Linked DNA regions of Homo sapiens: region 1 is linked to region 2. The links are chromatin contacts, found by Hi-C or POLR2A ChIA-PET in ENCODE. All regions are on one chromosome and are shown on one strand. Each heading gives the region's core, a stretch centred on a gene start or an enhancer-like site at or near the end of the contact. The rest is flanking DNA. Distances are from core to core; before and after follow the strand shown. Region 1 overlaps PTPRM (protein tyrosine phosphatase receptor type M). Region 2 overlaps PTPRM (protein tyrosine phosphatase receptor type M).

The links. Hi-C counts contacts between places; a loop is a spot of excess contacts on that map. ChIA-PET counts read pairs that join two places held with the same protein, here RNA polymerase II (POLR2A). Pooled maps may share reads with other maps.
Region 1: a loop to region 2 is called in a map of PC-3, with 3 times the contacts of the local background. The contact joins two enhancer-like sites. A Hi-C loop is called at or near these places in 3 of 168 maps with a recorded cell type or tissue (IMR-90, PC-3 and right cardiac atrium), 1 of 37 single-sample maps with no recorded cell type and 1 of 50 pooled maps. POLR2A ChIA-PET finds 5 or more read pairs at or near these places in 4 of 52 experiments (A549, AG04450, MCF 10A and 1 more).

The regions. Positions count from the first base shown.
Region 1 is chr18:7,948,909-7,952,786 of GRCh38, forward strand. It overlaps PTPRM (protein tyrosine phosphatase receptor type M), which reads left to right. Exons shown (of 33, transcript NM_001105244.2): 6 at 273-447. Among named protein-coding and RNA genes, the nearest start is that of PTPRM, 380 kb to the left of the region's middle. Within about 2 kb of position 1,968, at least 3 of the 41 ENCODE cell types and tissues checked have a DNase peak (open chromatin) inside an H3K27ac peak, as active enhancers do; they include PC-3, where a contact is called at or near this core.
Region 2 is chr18:7,902,949-7,907,248 of GRCh38, forward strand. PTPRM (protein tyrosine phosphatase receptor type M) reads left to right here. Exons shown (of 33, transcript NM_001105244.2): 4 at 3,557-3,635. Among named protein-coding and RNA genes, the nearest start is that of PTPRM, 340 kb to the left of the region's middle. Within about 2 kb of position 1,828, at least 2 of the 41 ENCODE cell types and tissues checked have a DNase peak (open chromatin) inside an H3K27ac peak, as active enhancers do; they include PC-3, where a contact is called at or near this core.

The DNA of each region.
Region 1 (3,878 bases), core at 718-3,217, 46 kb after region 2:
TGTTGCACTAATTAACATAATATTTTGAAGAGGCAAAAACAAAAAATGTCTTCACACTTAATTTTGCATCGCTCAGTCTTTAAGGTGTTGATCATGGCAGAATTTTAGTTTCCTGCTCAGCTATTCTCCTGGTACAACTGCCCATGGGTAATAAGCAACTGCACCAAGGTCTGCATGAAAACAGCATGGATAATATACCATTGGGTGTCTGACTGTTTTGCTCTGACAGCTTATATTGCTTCTTTTTGTCCTCCCCACCCCACTTGATACAGGGCATTGATGTGCGAGATGCTCCTCTGAAGGAAATCAAGGTGACCAGCTCCCGACGCTTCATTGCTTCATTTAATGTTGTGAATACCACCAAACGAGATGCTGGAAAGTACCGCTGCATGATTCGCACTGAAGGAGGTGTTGGAATATCAAACTATGCAGAGTTGGTAGTTAAAGGTATTTAATGTGTTTTTATACCAGAATATTCTTCTAAAGTAGATATGTTAGGTGTTGTTAGTTCATTATCCCTTTAAAGCTCAAACTTACCCTTGTCTGTTTCTGAGCAGTGGTTTGATGACAGGCTATTTTGATGGATTGCATTTTAAGTACAAATTTTGCACGTGAACAATATTTTTGAAAAATGTGTTTTATCTATGTTGATTTAGTTGCACAAAAAACAATGAATGTGCTCTTGGCAAAGTCTTCTGCCAACTCTATATACAGAGATTACAACTTATAAATTTTTTTTAAGGAATAAAATTTTTTACTGATGAAAAATCACTTAAAATGCAAATATTCATCAGCCAGCGTGTTTATGATAGCAGAGTGGTTAATAAAATGAAGCAGTGTCAGTATAAACATGCTCAGTCATATCACACAAGCCATATTGATAATTCTGTGTTAACATTCATAATGTTCCAGTTAGGTTCTATTACTATATTTTGCATGACTGAAAAATTGAGTCATTATATTTAAGAAGGTGGGGGATGAGGGAAAATAGAAAGGGGAAATAAGTTTCCTTTAGCCGGTTTAATGGGTTTTTTGTAGGCTGAGGAATTTATAGCATTAAGCCACCAAGACAATTTTTGGTCCCAGACAGGATAATTTGGACTTTGAGGTGTACCATGAGGCATTTTTAGACAACCTGTGGCAAGCCATTGCTGTTTTTCCTAGGAGAACAGAATGAGGACTGCTTTAAGAAAAGTTTTCCCTGCATTTGTTAAATATGGCACATAAAATTGATCTCTCTACATATATAATCCCAGCACTTTGAGAAGCTGAGGCCAGAAGTTCCAGACCAGCCTGGGCAACATATTGAGACTCCACCTCTACAAAAATTTGTAAAAATAAAAAAAGCTAGCCAGGTGTGGTGGCAGTGCCTATACTCCCAGCTAGTCAGGAGGCTGAGGTGGGAGGATTACCTGAGTCCAGGAGTTCTAGGCTGCAGTGAGCTATGATTGTGCCCCTGCATTCCAGCCAACCTGGACAGAGTGAGACCCTGTGTCTTAGACAAAAATTGTCTGTTTCTTATGTGGTATAAAAGCAATAGCTTTTATCTGCACATTTCTCAAGATAGGCAGCTTTAAAGATTGCTGGATTCAAATCCCAGAACTAGGTATGTGGCTATGGGCCAGTGGCTTGCCCTGTATGTGCTGCTGTTTCCTTGTGTGTAAGGTAGATATCAGATAATAATGTTATCTACCTTACAGGGCCATGAGGAAGATCAAATGCAAAGTGTATATTATATATAGGACACTTAGTATACATAGTGAGCAATGGGTGCTTGAAAGGCCCTTGGTGGGAAGGGAGAGGAGGACAGGGATAAACTTCTCTCTGGTCCAGTCTGTCAGTGGTCTTCACTGGGGAATGGATGTCTGAACTACCTTTCTGACTTTTTAAAAATGTAAATACCTGCCCACCTATTGTCTCCTCCCTGTCTGGCCACACCCATATTGAGTCAGAATATCCAGGGACACAGCCTCTGTTATAAAACCTCCAATGAGTCAGCCATATGCTCTGTTGTGAGATCACCACTGCCAGTGTTAGTTAGTCACACGTAGCTTATGGGGGACAGTGCACCCCAGTGAGGCCACCTCGAGAATCGTCTGCAGCAGTGACTGATGTTCGGCGTAAGGAAGTGCACATTAAGATATCTACTCGGATAATGTATTTGTCACAGCAGATTCTTAACATGTTTTTATTTGTGATGAGACTTGAACCAGCCTAATATTTAGGTTTAAAGTCTCTAACAAAACTAAGATTCTTCCCTGCTGTACACACCCTACCCTGTTGAAAGTGCTCTGGCAAGTGAGACATCATGATGTACAGAAAGGACACTAGTTTGCCTACAAACTGTTTTGTCATTTTAGAGTTCATCATTATCATCATCATTATTACTACCATTATTTAATTTTCATCTTGGTTCATTTGTTTTTGATTATTTTTCCTTTTCTTTCAGTTGCTATACTGCTTCACTGTGACCTGCCACTACCCATGTTATTGATTAGTGGGATGCAAATCTAGTAGTATCTCTAAAAATTCCCTTGTGGAAAAGTTAATTTGTTGGAAGTTATAAGTAAATTATAAATTTCTAGTCTACCTGAACAAACATAAATAGAAAGAATGAATAGATTCGTATTCATATTTGTGCACCACATTTTCCTGTCTTATGGCAGTGTAGTAGTATCTTGGCTCACTGTGATAAAAATTACCAGGGACTTATTTCCATTTCCGCACACTGCCACAGCTCATGACAATTTGCATGCAGTTAGGACTCAAATATGAAATTTAACTTTTTCTCCAATTATAATTTTATGGCCATATTTTGTATATAGATATATTTTTTAATGAGATAACATGCTAGATACTACTAGTTTTATAAGGTTATTACCTTGAGGCAATTACTTTAAAATATACACTAACATTTTTAGGCCACTTGTCTATAATTTAACACTTTTTTATATACCATATCATATTTGGAGTGCTAAATTTTACAAATGGGAGAAACTAAAGTCCATAGAGTTTTTAACCTTTTAAGGTCACACACTGATTTGTGGCCAGCCTCCCAAATAAAGACCAAGTCCTTTAATTGACTAACCATCACTCTCATCTTTATTCATGTCTAGCCACTTTTGATAACCAAGGACATAAAAATATTTCATATAATCTCCACAATGCATGTATATATGCATATATATATCAATACCCTATTTAGTTACGTTTCTATATTTCATATGTAAACATATTTCATACAGTTAAATATGATACTGACATATTTATTGATGTATTAGGCATTTACATGTGCGTATCCATTAGATATATGTCTGTGTGTGTATAAATACTGCCATTACTGGCTTGATTTAGAATTAGTTTTATGGTGTCCTTTCACTTGAATTAAGAAATATTTTAAATTGCATTTTATCACTTTGTACAGATTAAGATTCTTGCCTTCTCCTTCCTTCCTTCTTTACCTCTTTCATCCTTTCCCTTTGGGAAAATTTGTTGAAAATGCAAATGTGGCCGGGCACAGTGGCTCATGCCTGTAATCCCAGCACTTTGGGAGGCTGAGGCGGGTGGATCACAAGGTCAGGAGATTGAGACCATCCTGGCTAACACGGTGAAACCCTGTCTCTACTAAAAATACAAAATTAGCCGGGCATGGTGGCGGGCGCCTGTAGTCCCAGCTACTCGGAAGGCTGAGGCAGGAGAATGGTGTGAACCTGGGAGACAGAGCTTGCAGTGAGCCAAGATGGCGACACTGCACTGGGCGACAGAGCAAGACTCCATCTCAAAAAAAAAAAAAAAGAAAAGAAAATGTAAATGTTGGCCGGGCGTGGTGGCTCATGCCTATAATCCCAGCACTTTGGGAGGCCGAGGCTGGCAGATCA
Region 2 (4,300 bases), core at 578-3,077:
TCACACGAGCACGTCTCACATGTACACTATGTTCTAAAAGGTAATGCATTCTCTTCAAAGAATAAGGATAATTCCATTTTTAGTAGAAGCTTCAGACATTGTAGTTGATAAAGCAAAATAAAATTTCAATATGAAAGATAGTTTTGATGAGGAAAGATTTCTTCAGCTGTTCTATCCATGATATATTCCAAGTGCTTATCACAGTGCCTGGCAGAGAGGTGGCACTCAGTAGAGCCTTGAGTTCATTGAATGAATGAATGCATGGATGAATAAGAGAGAAGAAGGAAGAGAGGATGGCAGGTGGGATGAAGGAAGGTCTGATGAACATTTCTGCGTTTGGTTTTCAAAACACATTTTTCTAACCACAGCACCCATGCTCTTGGGTAGCTGGTAGTGGTAGCATCAGCAGCCACCCCTCAGCTGTCCCTGCAGTAGCCATTGTATCAGAGCAGCTTGCAGGTTCCTGCAGTGCCAACTGTAGCTGTTTCCTGGGAGGCAGGATGTGACTGTTATTGAGGGGACCTGTTTTGAGGGCCTCAGGAATGCTTTTTCCTTTACTTGCTCTCAATATTCATTTTCCTTTTGTACTCTCAGTTGTCTTCTTATAGACTTTAGTAGTAGACAGATAAATTAGCAGGGTCCCATTGCAGGAATATCCGTGCATATCTTCCTTTCTCTTGTATTGTCAGTGGAAACTATTTATTAAACTTACGAACAGGATGAAGTTTTATTTCATTTCTGGTTTTCTGTTGTGCCTTTCCTCTCCGCTGTGTTATATGTTATTGTAATAGTGTTGTGGCACAGTGTCATCTAGTCTAGCAAGAGTTTCTGGGATGTCTTCTGTCCCTGTACTCTTGAGCTTTTCCACTCTGGGCTCTGCTGATTGCTTTCTCCAGTTTCACATCCATCCCATACACAAAATAATGCAGGCCTAGGATCAAAGTTTTTGTTTGAGCAATGTGTAGAAGTGAAAACATCATATTTGGAATCAGAAAAATTGAGTTTAAAGATTGCATCTACGATAGACTCGTTGCATTTATGGACAATTACTTTGTATCTAAAGATTTCATTTTTTTTGAAACATGAAATTCTTGATTTTTCGTATGAACTAATGAGATAATGGAATGATATCTTCCTAGTGTGTGTAACATATCTGCTTACTAAATGTTAACTTATAATTACTTTTATAAATTGAAATTTTTATGGAAATCATTGTAGAGTCACATGCAGTAGTAAGAAAAAAGATATTCTTGAGTACATGTTATGCCATTTCCCAGAATGCTAACATTTTACAACACTGTAGTACAATTGCCTTCTGTACAATTGTACAAATATGTACAATTTGTTGTGTACAACTTTGTTACCTGAATAGGCTTGTGTATCTTCCACCACAGTGACGATGCTAAACAATTCCACCAACACAAGGAGTGGTGGTGATGTCCTTTTGTAAGCAAACCCATCTCCCTCCTGTCTCATCTTCCTCCATTCCTACCCCTGGCAACCACTAATTTGTCCTCCATTTCTAGAATCTTAACATTACAAAATGTTACATAAATGGAATCATAGAGTACATGATCTTCGGGGAGTGGTGTTTTTCACTCACCATAGCTATCGGGAAGTTCACCCAAGTTGTTAGGTACATCATTAATTTGCTCCTTTTTATTGCTGAGTAGTATTTAATACAGTGGATGGACCACAGTGTATTATTTACAAGTTGAAGGACATCTGGGCTGTTTCTGTTGTTTGGCTATTATGTATAAAGCTTCTGTAAATATGATGTGCACAGATTTTTATATGAATGAAAGTTTACATTTCTGTGGGATGAATCTCCAAGAGTGCAATGGTTAGGTTGTATTTTAAGACTTACCATCATGAGTCATGGTTCCCCGGTGAGATAGTTTCATTCTGTGTGTAAATGGAGGTCAAAATAACATTCATGTGGATCTTTTAAATGATAGCCTGACAACTGACACTTTTAGTCAATTAATCAGATTAAGAAAATTGATAACCCTTTTACTGGTTCTTTCTTTCTTTCCTTTTTTTTATTTTTTTTTATTTTGTTGAGACTGAGTTTTGCTCTTGTTGCCCAGGCTGGAGTGCAATGGCACAATCTCGGCTCACTGCAACCTCCGCCTCCCAGATTCAAGCGATTCTCCTGTGTCAGCCTCCTGAGTAGCTGGGATTACAGGCGTATGCCACCACGTCCACCTAATTTTTGTATTTTTAGTAGAGTTGGGGTTTCACCATATTGGCCAGCTAGTCTCAAACTCCCGACCTCAGGTGATCTGCCTGCCTCGGCCTCCCAAAGTGCTGGGTTTATAGGCCTGAGCCACCGCGCCCAGCCCTGGTTCTTTCTTTTTTGCCTTAATTTCTCTGAAGTGGCTCCACCATCTTAAAAAACTCCGCCATTCTTAGAACCTCCAGGCATGTAGGCCTTTTCCTCTTCTCTTGCTTCTCCAATTATCAAGGAAGAGCTAACGCCCTCTTGATTTTGCCACTGTGGACATTTTTATATTATTTTCCTCTTGATTCATAGCTTTATTGTCTGATTTTCAGTTAGCATATTCTCTTCACTGCATTATTAATAGGCTATCTTTCCTGGTGTCTCTGTCCTGAAGTGGAGTCTTCTGCAGCCTGGCCACAGCTGACCTTTGTGGCGGTAGGTCCCAATTCTCCCCTTGAAGGCCATGGTCATGACCACCTCAGGGCCTTCACATGTGCCCAGGACTGAGCCTGGTCCTCTTCACACTGTTAGCTCCTTCTCATCCTGTAGCTATTGGCACAGATTTCACCTCCTCATGGGAGGTCCTCCATGTGTATATTCTTATAGTACACTGCACTCTTCTTTCATTACACTTACTGTATTTTTTTTCACTTGTGTAAATCTTACTACCCCACATGGTCCAGTGTGGTCAGAGAGTTACTTTCAGAACCTTCAGAAAAGGTTTAGATCACCTAAAGCAATCTGAATCTTAACGTTGTCTCTTGAGGGAAAACAACCACAATCCAAATGTGTGTATGGCAGTGGGTTTAACATACAGTGCAACCTTAAAAGTCTTCTTTAGACTTTGTTTCATGTTCAGGATCTCTCACAAGCTCAACCCTGGCTTTGGGTGGGGAATCCTTTCTATCTGCTGAAACTGTTGGAGAGGTAACCCCAAAGCCTCTTCTATCTTGGTGTCCCCATCTTCCACCCAAGCAGCTTACCCACCAACAAGTTGCCGTCTGTGCCAACTCACTATCCTGTGAGCTTCCTTGCTTTTCCTACAGTGTATGTGTCATCCCCCGCAACCCCATGAAGTATCCTTTCACTATGGGTTTTCTAAGTTGGGGTTCTGTCTAACGCATTCACTACCTATTGACCTCCCTGAAGACTGGGGTGGGGTCTTGCCTATCTTTGTAGTCTAGAACCTGGAACATTGACTAGCAGATGTTACGTACATGAATGAATGAATTGGTGAAAGAATAAACGAAATTATGTGTCTTATATATAGGAGATACTTGGTAAAAGTAAGACAAAATGAATAAATAATGTAAATCTTTCTTAATTTTCCAGGTGATTTTTGAAGTGATAACTTCTGGACATCAAGGCTATCTCGCTATCGATGAGGTGAAGGTGTTAGGACATCCATGTAGTAAGTTGTCTTTATTTGTAAATATTCGGGTACATCATTGGGGGCATGTTTACATTATGAATGAAGAGAAGGGATGAAAACCTGTGAAGAGGTCATCTTGCCAAGACAGTTCCCTGACAGGCCTGTATTGTTGGTTTGCCAGCCCAGAAATCCAAAAGCATGTACTTTGTGTAAATGCCATGGTTTGTATAAGTCTTTTAAAATTTGGTTCAGGAATGGGGAATCAAGGAATTCTTTGGCATGCTCAGACATCTTTGCAAAGAACCTGTTTATTTGTTGCCGTGGTCTTTAGAATTCGCTTTTCAGTAGTAGCACAAAGTTAAATATTGAGAATCTGTGCGTTTTGTTTATAAGTCCAGTATGTTTTTGGCACAGTTCCTTAGTATTTATCACATGGTTTCAGGTGATATAGCTGCAAACAGGCCTGGGATCTGTCAAATAAAAGACACCTACCTAAACCACCTGGGGACCCCAGAAATGGCCTGCTCTTCATCTTTTAAAAATTAATACTTTAAAAAAGTACAATAGGTGATAAACATACAATTTTTAAAATTTCTACTATGAACAACTAACAGTTTGTCATATTTGTATGTGAACCTTTTTCCTTAAATAAAATAGTACAAATTGCTAGATCTGTTTCTCCCCAAACCCTGCCCCCCAGGGGC